Linked DNA regions of Homo sapiens: region 1 is linked to region 2. Evidence: chromatin contacts called from ENCODE Hi-C or POLR2A ChIA-PET data. All regions are on one chromosome and are shown on one strand. The core of a region is the stretch at or near the end of the contact, and the rest is flanking DNA. Distances in the headings are between cores, read along the strand shown. Region 1 overlaps SSH1 (slingshot protein phosphatase 1). Region 2 overlaps CORO1C (coronin 1C).

Region 1 (5,402 bases), core at 623-3,122, 98 kb after region 2:
GCCGGGGCCCCAGCACCTATGGCCAAACAAGAAGACGGCAGTCTCTCCAGAACCACCCAGGGCGGCACTGGTCACAGTTTCATTCCAGATCGTTAAGGTGATTTGCTCTGTGGCTCAGGTGACACAGTGTGTCTGGATGCACATGATCACTTGACTCGGTTTCTATACTCAAATATACAGATGCAGAGTGAACTCAAACACACAGGCATTCCACTGCAGAGCAGATGATAACAAAACAAGTGGCTGGGGACAGGGGTCATTCAACAACCTTCATTTGGTTTGCAATGTCTGCAGGAATCTGGGTAGTGGGACCAAGACAAGTGAGCCTGCTCTGTGCTAGCCAGGTGTCACCAAGTTTCTGATCTACCCAGCTCTCTTGCCAGAGGTGAAGGGGGTCCCCTCGCTGAGTTGCGTGTTTAGAGGAGCCCTGCTAGGTGGCCAGCCAATGAGAAGAGTTTTGGGCAAAATGTATTCTGGCACCAACAATTTCCCACCAATGGAAGGCAACTCCCTCTCCAGATGCCTCAGGTGAGATGACTTAATAGGATCTTGACTAAATTATGTAGCATTTGTTCCCACTAGAGAGAAAAGGTCCCCAGGAGAGTGGTAGGGAAATTCATCAACCTTCTAGAATGGACTGCCCTCAGATAAGAGTGCATTAGTCCAGGGCCGTGCTGAGGGTCTGTTCTGTTCAAGCTCAGCTCCACACTGCTGCAAACTCTGGACTTCTCCAGGGGAAAAGGGCTTTAGATTACTGGAATGCTCTTTAGCTGAAGAGGACAGGGTGGAGCAGAATGGGCTTGGACAGTACAGCTGTCTGTGTGCACCTGGTGAGCAATCTGTATGCTTAAGCAACAGGGTGCCAAGGAGAAGGGCTTGCCACCCAGCAGAGAGCTATTCAACAGCCCAGAGGTTGGCTGGGGTCCCTGCATGGAGAGCAAGGAAGCAGGGAATGTAAAGAGAAATAAACTCTGCTCTTAGGAAATACATGCAACCAGGGACCTTGCTAGAAGGCTCGGAAGTAGCCGTAAGACAAAGAAATGGAAATCGGCATTGTCAATTACCATCCGAGAGCAGCCCCGGTTCTCCTCTTCCCGTGACCACTATCCCCCTTATACTTAGCAAGACTTAAAGAGAAGACTTTCCTGTATCAATGCAAGGTGAAGATGTAGAAAAGTTCAGTCTAACTTTTGGCATGCCACATGAATTAATGTGAGGCAGAAGATAAGATTCAGCTGTTTTTTATAAAGAGTATCAAGCTGATTTAGAAAATGTTCCTTTTGTCCCAATTCAACAAATGCATTCAATGAAAATGATAGTCATAAAAAACCAGTGACTTGCACAGCACAGACCCCTGCCTCCTCTGCCTGCCTCTTTCCTGTGCCACTTATGTTTGGAATTTTCCCCATCAGCTAAGGTTGCATACAAAGCAAGGGCCAAGCTATGGCATATGTTACAGTGCAAACTTCCTTTTCACAGACAGCATGAATTCGTCTTTGCCCAGGTGTCCCGACACCTGACAGAATGCTCATCTTGTTCATACAGCATTTTATTTTTTTGAGACGGAGTTTCACTCCCAGTTTCATTGCACCCAGGCTGGAGTGCAGTGGCGCGATCTCGGCTCATTGCAACCTCCGCCACCCAGGTTCAAGCGATTCTCCTGCCTCAGCCTCCTAAGTAGCTAGGATTACAGGCACGCACTACCACACCCAGCTAAGTTTTTGTATTTTTAGTAGAGACGGGGTTTCACCATGTTGGCCAGGCTGGTCTAGAACTCCTGACCTCAGATGATCCGCCTGCCTCGGCCTCCCAAAGTGCTAGGATTACAGGCGTGAGCCACCGCGCCCGGCCCCATCATACAGCATTTTAAATAGCCATGTGCCATCTGTTTACATGCAACTGATCTGGGTTTCCAAAAATAAACCTTACCCTTTTCTCCAGGCCAGGCTATTAAGCATCAAGTCCAGAATGCTTCACTCTGCTCTGTGGACGGGACCAGCGCTCTCGTCTGGATGTTGATATGCTAGCTGTGCTTCCAAAAATGAATGGGTAAGTTTGCCAGAAGCCAAAGACCAACTTGTACTCTCCAGATTCCACACCCCACCCCCCAACTCTTTAGATAAGAAAAATTATGGCTTTCAAAATTAAAGTTTTCAAAAATATATCATTCTCATACATAGACGTGGTTAAAAAACCAACAAAAGCCTGTCATCACTAAATTTAAAAGATTATTTTGACACAAAAATTGATCTACCACATGAAATTTGATTTGGCAAAACATACCGAACTTGATATTTTTTGAGGCTATGCTTTTGTTGGCTGAGGGAAAGGGGGAACAACCCACAGGGGTTTAGGAATAAGTGGATAATCACCTTTTAAGGTGATTTTAATTGACACTAGTGGGAAAACAGCTCCCTATAAAGTAATGTATGTATTTTTAAAAATCACTCCAAGGAGACAAAGTCCTGGAGGGAGGATTTTTGCAAAAACTGTGCTCACTAGGTAAAATATGAACTAGCCTTGTTCCTGCAGATCCCTCCTGGGGTGCTTTCTAGAATAGCTTTGGGGAACACAGTTCTGGCCAATGTTAAGATGATGGCTCACTCACTCACTTTCAGAATTCAGCTGGTCCTTGAAGGCTTTCTGGTTTCACTGAGTTAATCTGGCGGACCCAGCTGAGGGCAAGATGGAATTGTGGAAGAGCTTCAGCCAACTGTGTTCACCTGCCTTCCCCCATGTACGCAACCTACTCCATCCTGCACAGGTGAGGCTAGTGCGGGGCTGGCAAAGCTTGTGGTCGGGAGGAGGGAAGGGTCTGGCCTTAGGTGTCAGAGAGGCAGAGGGCTTCACATTTACCCAGTTTCTTCCTACAGGGCCATGAGCAGCCCTGTGTGGCAAATCAAACCAGGGGTCAGCAACTTTTTCTACAAAGGGCCTGACAGTAAGTACCTCAGGCTTTGTGGGCCACATGAATTCTGTCACATATTATTTCTTTTTTTTACAACTCCTTAAAAAGGTAAAAGCCATCGCTTGAGCCAGGGAGGTTGATGCTGCAGTGAGTCATGATTGCACTACTGTACTCCAGCCTAGGTGACAGAGCCAGGCCCTGTCTTAAAGAGGAAAAACCATTCCTAGCTCACGGGGCCACATGCCATAGTTTGCTGACCCCTGAATTCAACCTTTCTGCTTTTCTGCAAGCTGCCTCTCTCTCGAAATGTTTTGACATCTAGCTTGCTGACACCTTTGATTCAAGCCTGGCGCAGCGGGACTGGCTGAGCTCACCTGAGTCTTAAAGGGGCCGCCCACAGAGCCAGGCAGCGACTACAGATCCCTCTTATACTCCCTCACTGCTGCTGGGAAGAGCTGGAGGGAAACAGGAAGCAGTAATCTCACTGCAGGAAGGGGCAACTGTAGACATCCGGGAAGCATCCCGACAGTCCCGTTCCTTTCGGGGAAGCCGCTGAAATCTCCTTTCCCTTCCCTAGATGGGCCCTAGTGGACCTAAGCATCTGGGCTCTCAGCAGGACGATGTGTCTCAGAACCACCACCTGAGCCAGACACTTGAGCAATTTCAAACCTAAACACAATCATGTGTTTCAGCAGCAGACACTCAACAATGCAGGTGGGCCCTTCCCCTTGAGATTTAAACTTCAGCATTAGCAACAACTGAGAACAACCCATACATTTTCCCCACCGGACCCCTGTGCTGGTCAAACACGTAACAACACAACCAGGACAGGGCGCCTGCACCACCATTCGGGCACAGAGTCAGCTCAACAACAGCGTGGGACTACTCATCTGATGACTTTACTCAGCAGTGCTTGGGGCTGTCGGGTTAAAAGTCTTGACACGTCTGGGGTCCCAACCAAAACACAAAACGAAAAATTCTTTTTTTGGAAAAACGCTTTCAGACAGAGCATTATTCCCTGGAACAAGCCTTGGTCATTCGTGTGTTTTAAAAATAAAAAGCGCAGCGAGAACAGAGGTAGGACTTAATGTTGCCATCCGAGAGTTTTCTGCGAGGCCAAGAATGAGCTAGAACGTGTGCCGCGGTGAGGCTGCCACCACCAGGACTCTTCTGCAGGATGCGAAGGGAACAGTCTGGATGTGTGCGCCTATGTGTGCACGTTCTTCCTAAAACATGGTTCTTCTTGAAGACACGGTGGGAGCGGAGTTTTGTGTCTCCTGGCCGGCGGCTCCTGGTTCTCCCAGGCCACACGACTGACAGCTCCCCTTCTTGTGCTGCATGTTGGTTAGTTTCTTCTCCTCCTCTCTATGGCAAGAGTAGGGGAAAAGTTAGGATGACTTCACTCGTTTAAGGGAAATCAAGATGTAAGGGGTCGATCCAAATCCACAGTGAAAGTGAGGGAGGGATCATATGAAAATATCCGCCCAGCCTGACGCAGCAAAAGGCGGGTCAGCTTTTGCTCATCCACGAAGGGCTCTTTAAGTTTTCTGGGGCGGGTTTCCCTGATGGTTTGGAGGTTGCAGCTGGGTCCCTCGGGGTTCCCTGGGGCTCATGCAAGAAGGAAGATTCACTCAAAGTGGTGTCCTGGGAGTCAGCGACGGTGGACGGGTCAGCCTCACTGGACAGGTCTTCCGTTGAGAAGGTGAGACTCCCCAGCTTGGCAAGAGAGTGTGAGCGCTTCAGTGGGGAAGAGACGGTGAGGCCCGCCAGCCGGAGCCGGGTCTCAATCTCCTGTGTCCGCTGCTTCACCAGCCCGGGCTTCCCACGGACACTGTGGATGCTATCGCTGCTGGAGCTCCGGGTCAGGTTGGAGCTCATGGAAGAGGAGGTGGGGGTGTAGCAGATGGTCTTCAGAAAGTCTTTTGAGAAACTACTGGTGTGGTCCAGGCGGTAGAAGAAAGGAGGGGGGCTCTTCAGTGAGCCTCCTTCCAATGAAGCGGGGGCGGCCTCTGACTTCTCATCACTCCCGGCCTGGCTGGGCATAACCAGGGGGCCCAGCTCGTGGAGCGCGGCTGGATCCTGGCTCTCCTCGGGGATGCTGGCCTCCAGCCTGCTGGCAGGGCCATCCCTGGAGGGAGGTGCTGGGTCTGCAGGCACGCTCTTCAGCCGCTCTAGCTCTTTGGTGTGCTTGCGGACCAAGCCTGCCTTCTGCAGCTGAATGATGGACTCCTGGTGCTGCATCAGGTAGCTGTTGGTTGTCGGCTTCTCAGATTCATTACTGAACAGAAGCCTCAGGTCCTTGGCTGGCTTCATATCTTTCTTGGGTGACGATTCTTCCTTTATTACCACTTCTGTGCTGGGAGGGTTCTTATCACAGTGAGAATTCTTCAAAAGGAGGGACTTTGGCAGGACTTTTGGGGTCTCTCTGGAAGGTTCCAAAAGGCTGGCTGGTGGCTCTAGGGCAGCTCCAGCCCCAGGGCCACTGGTGTCTGCC
Region 2 (5,062 bases), core at 516-3,015:
TAGCTATTCACCAGTATTCTTCAGTCAAGATATCTGAGAATAATAATAAGCATTACTGCCATTCCCAGCTCAGCCCCAATAAATCCACAGCCTGAAAGTACTAGAGCTCAACATTTTCTCTGGAACCTGAATGTCACTGAAAGAGCAACTGCCAGCTATTTCTGTCCTTTCTATCAAAACAAATAATAACAATGGCTAACACTTTTTAAGTACTTAAATTACAAGCTAGGAACTGTCTGAAGACCTTGATAACTTTGTCCTCATGACAACCTTTAAGATGTGGGAATCTTATCACCCTATTTTCCAAATAAAGAAACTGAGGCACAGAGAAAGTCAAGAAGCAAAGATCTAAAATATCACTGACCAACCATACTAGATTTGGATAGGGAAAGAAAATTTCCACTATGCCATGGGTTGTAAAAAAAAGGCACACAAGTAATGTTAAAAATTATTGGCAATTGGCCATCAGAAACACAGTTAATAAAAAATGATATTCTACAAGCAGCTGCTTCCTCTGGTTGTGATGTCATCATAAATCCTTAAATAAAACAGAGAAAGTAGTATTCTACTGTAGCACAAGAGAAAAGCAATTGACTAAATATCTGACAGTGATAAAAGAACAAAAATGTGAAGACAGTATGGGGGTAGATGGCATTTTAAAGGTACACTGATTATTTGGCATGCTGGATGTTCACAAACACACAGTCAAGTATCAGCTATCCTGCTTTCAAGGGCTTACACCTCTAAGTATCTTCTTACTCATAATGAAATCAAAACAAAAGCACAACAACATATTTCACCAAATCAGCATACGTTATTAAAAATACAAAGCTGGGCACTTACAAACTGCTGAGGGCTCCAGTTCATGGAGATTAAAGGAAACCATACTAATAACGGCCTTATATGGTAAAGATGAGGAAACATCATTCTGAAAGACATTTTGCACTAGGATCTAATAAGAACACAATTCTCATTCGTCTGCACGACACATACTGATTTATCATGTAGTGAACAAACCAAAGAATCCATGTATAATTAGCTAGATTGTGAGGGGCCACTCAGAAAGACATCCACCACATGTCATGGTGACAACACAGTTTACCTGAACCTCTAAGCAGCAAATTTAAATGAATGCAGAGGCTGAAAGGAAGATGTACAAGAATTAAAGCCAGCTTTTAGATATCTTTTTAAACTAAAAAATGAATTATTTAAGAAACTCCCACCAATCTTCTAAAGCTTAGAGATAGAAAAACTTCACTTTACTAACAGATCAGTCCACTATTTCACTAGGGATAAATCACCTCTGTTGCTTAATCTAGAATATTACTACTTTTCTGGCATGAAATTGAAGTAGTTTAGCTGAAAATGTAATAGCCATTAGACTCCTTGCTTTAAATAAATTTTGATTCATTGATTACTTACTAGTCCCAATCACATGCCATAGGATAGCTTTTGTTATACCTTTCTAGCTAAAACTCCAAATGATTGGGATTACTAGCATGTCAACCCAACAGGTGGCAAAAATGGCCAGCACCAAGTTTCCCAAAGGCTCTGCTCCAGAGCCAGTTCATAAACTCGTGGGACATTGGTGAAATAGGTCAGGACACTGGCCTACAGACATTATTATCTGAAAGATCCAGTACAGCCTGCCCAGAGCCAAGCAACATGAGCCGAAAGGAAAATTCAGCTTCCAAAGCATGTATACAGCTGGCACAAGGGAGAGGTGTAATGGCACAATTTCCACGTGGCTGGCCAGAGCTAAGGGTGATGTCTTATGAGCATGTTCCAGCCAGCAACCTTCACCGTGGCAGAAACCGTCCCAGATACAAGCACTATCATTTGCTTTGGGGAAAACACTTAAAAATCTTGAAGTAGCTACAACACAGCCGAGTTCCTGGAGACTGATACTTCAACTAAACCCACAGAGTTAGGCAACATTTCCTCCAATGGGCATTTTGCGGGGAGAAAGTGAATGAAAATCAAAATGTAAGCATCAGTAAAAATATAACTTTATCAAATTGCTATAAAAGGAAAGTTCAATAACTTAAATGACTTAGCAAAAAACATTCCTCTTTAGGCACACTAAATTCAACATAAATCTTAAGAAATCCGGCGAAACCCTGTCCCTACAAATATAAAAATTAGTCAGGTGTAGTGGTGCGCACCTGTAGTCCCAGCTACTTGGGAGGCTGAGGTGGGAGGATCACCTGAGCCCAGGAGGTCAAGGCTGCAGTGAACTATGATCGCGCCACTGCACTCCAGCCTGGGTGACAGAGTAAGACCCTGTTTCAAAAAAATAATAATAAGGCCAGGTGCAGTGGCTCACGCCTGTAATCTCAGCACTTTGGGAGGCTGAGGCGGGCGGATCACTTGAGGTCAGGAGTTCGAGACCAGCCTGGCCAACATGATGAAACTCCATCTTTACGAAAATTACAAAAATTAGCTGCGCTTGATGGTGTGTGCCTATAGTCCCAGCTACTCAGGAGGCTGAGGCACGAGAATCGCTTGAACCTGGGAGGCAGAGGTTTCAGTGAGCCAAGATCGCGCCAGTGTACTCCAGCCTGGGTGACAGCGAGACTCTGTCTCAATAATAATAATAACAATTTAATTAAAATTAAAAAAAGAAAAAAGAAGAAATGATATTGCTTAGCTGTAAGGGCACTTCCTATCAATCTTACTGGAAAATCACAACAGCTTCCACTTATTAACAATGTATCCCCTCTGACCCTTTTTTTTTTTTTGAGACGGAGTCTCACTCTGTCACCCAGGCTGGAGTGCAGTGGTGCAATCTCAGCTCACTGCATGCAACCTCCACCTCCCAGGTACAGGCGATTCTCCCGCCTCAGCCTCCTGAGTAGCTGGGATTACAGGCACACGCCACCACGTCCAGCTAATTTTTGTATTTTTTTTCACTATGTTGACCAGGCTGGTCTCAAACTCCTGACCTCAGGTGATCTGCCCACCTCAGCCTCCCAAAGTGCTGAGATTACAGGTGTGAGCCACCGTGCCCAGCCCAGTATATCTTATTTATCGATCTCACATCTCCTTCTAAAAAGGAATCCACATTTAAGAAGTAGACTCATCCTATATATTGAGGGCAGTACTGAGTACAATAAAAAAAACTGTTAATGTACACAAACATGTACAGAAAATTTCTGACAGACACGTCTCAATAAAGTTCTGTGCTGGGGTGTGTTTTTAAAGCAGCTAGTGGTGTATTACACATGTACCGCAGCCATGTTCACCTTCCCAAACTCTCGAAATTCAACATTGGGAATTTTGCTTCCAATATGTCCTACATATTACAAAAGATCATTCAGAATGACTGTTTCTTCATGTAAGAATGATTCCTCACATAATTATTTCTGACCCACATATTGGTTTGTGGTTGAAGACACTACCAATTGGTGTTAAAATGGATCAATCTAAGCTGGGCACGGTGGCTCACACCTGTAATCCCAGCACTTTGAGAGGCCGAGGCAGGTGGATCATCTGAGGTCAGGAGTTCAAGACCAGCCTGGCCAACACGGTGAAACTTCATCTCTACTAAAAATACAGGCCGGGCACGGTGGCTCACACTTGTAATCCCAGCACTTTGGGAAACCAAGGCAGGCAGATAGGTCAGGAGTTCGAGACCAGCCTGGCCAAAATGGTGAAATCTCGTCTCTACTAAAAATACAAAAATTAGCCCGTTGTGGTGGCACATGCCTGTAATCCCGGCTACTCGGGAGGGCTGAGGCAGGAGAATTGCTTGAGCCTGGGAGACGGAGGTTGCAGTGAGCTGAGAGCGTACCACTACACTCCAGCCTGGGCGACAGAATGAGACTCTGTCTCAGAAAAAAAAAAAAAAAAAATTAGCCGGGCATGGTGTTGGGCACCTGTAATCCCAGCTACTTGGGAGGCTGAGGTGGGAGAATCACTTGAACCCGGAAGGCGGAGGTTGCAGTGAGCTGAGATCGCACCACTGCACTCCAGCCTGGGCAACAGAGCGAGACTCCATCTCTGAAAAAACAAAAAAAGATGGATCAATCTGATAATCACTGGTTCCTGCAAGAAAGGAAATGTAACATTATGTTAAAGTCGCACAACGCTTTACCCAGCAGGCCTACTCTTTCTCATAACTAATGTATGTTTTCACAAAGTAATAAATTCCCATGGTGATAAAAAGTGACACATTCATTCGAGTGATAAGTCAAATCAAATATTCCCCTTTAAGAAGCTCAAGGTATCCCACACACAATTTCTTTCAAGTTTGCATTCTGGAGTGTATCATATAAACCCACACCTTCCTAGGGTGCTGGATTCAGACTGCTTTCTACACGGTTTCCCTTATCTAATCCAACTCAGGCAGCTGTCTCACTTCCAGTACTTTTCCATCTCCTGATCTGCAGTCCTCTATGCCTATTATCCAGACTGGTTACACCACCCGAAGATGTAAGGGCCTAAGAGCCCCCACCCCATCCTGGGGAAGGCAAACAAAGATACTTTACATGACCTGACTCAAAGAACAGTTAAAAGATTTCCACATTGTTCAAACCCCTACCTAATATTCATCTAAGTTTTCATTTTAGGAAAAAATGAGTATCAAAATCACTTTATGTGCCCAAATTTCAATCATAACTTATTTTTGGCTTTGGGTGATACATACTGAGAATTCTTCAACTCAGCAAGGAGAATGTTAAGTCACACATGTGCTCAGAAGTAGAGGAAAAGTTTTCAGCCCAAGCATAAGGGCTCCATTCACACTGTGCAGAGTTCAAAGGAGTCAAAAGCGTATCTATTGAAGTGGGTTTTCCATTTTTTTCAACTTCCTTTTTCTTATGACAGTATTATTTATGTGGATACATGTTTTGTTTGAATTTCTTAAGCCCCTGCTGCTCCACGGGGAGGAGCTAGAGTGATTGTGGTCATGGGACAAGGGGACAGCGGCATGGAAAACAGAGACTCAGCAGCAGACCAAAAAGACGGGTGCACACAATATATGACTTGTGCACAGGCTGGTCCCTGAGAGTGACAGCTCATGGCCCAGGAATAAAACATTCTGAGGAGGCTTTACTTTAAG

Evidence for each region. Hi-C counts contacts between places; a loop is a spot of excess contacts on that map. ChIA-PET counts read pairs that join two places held with the same protein, here RNA polymerase II (POLR2A). Pooled maps may share reads with other maps.
Region 1: a map of heart left ventricle shows a loop between it and region 2 (2.9-fold over the local background). The contact joins two enhancer-like sites. A Hi-C loop is called at or near these places in 8 of 168 maps with a recorded cell type or tissue (HepG2, Right ventricle myocardium inferior, cardiac septum and 3 more), 2 of 37 single-sample maps with no recorded cell type and 12 of 50 pooled maps. POLR2A ChIA-PET finds 5 or more read pairs at or near these places in 14 of 52 experiments (A673, AG04450, BJ and 10 more).

The regions. Positions count from the first base shown.
Region 1 is chr12:108,783,571-108,788,972 of GRCh38, forward strand. SSH1 (slingshot protein phosphatase 1) reads right to left here. Exons shown (of 15, transcript NM_018984.4): 15 at 1-5,402. The coding sequence ends at 4,418. Among named protein-coding and RNA genes, the nearest start is that of MIR619, 51 kb to the right of the region's middle. Within about 2 kb of position 1,873, at least 9 of the 41 ENCODE cell types and tissues checked have a DNase peak (open chromatin) inside an H3K27ac peak, as active enhancers do.
Region 2 is chr12:108,685,197-108,690,258 of GRCh38, forward strand. The region is part of intron 2 of CORO1C (coronin 1C); the gene reads right to left. Among named protein-coding and RNA genes, the nearest start is that of CORO1C, 44 kb to the right of the region's middle. Within about 2 kb of position 1,766, at least 10 of the 41 ENCODE cell types and tissues checked have a DNase peak (open chromatin) inside an H3K27ac peak, as active enhancers do.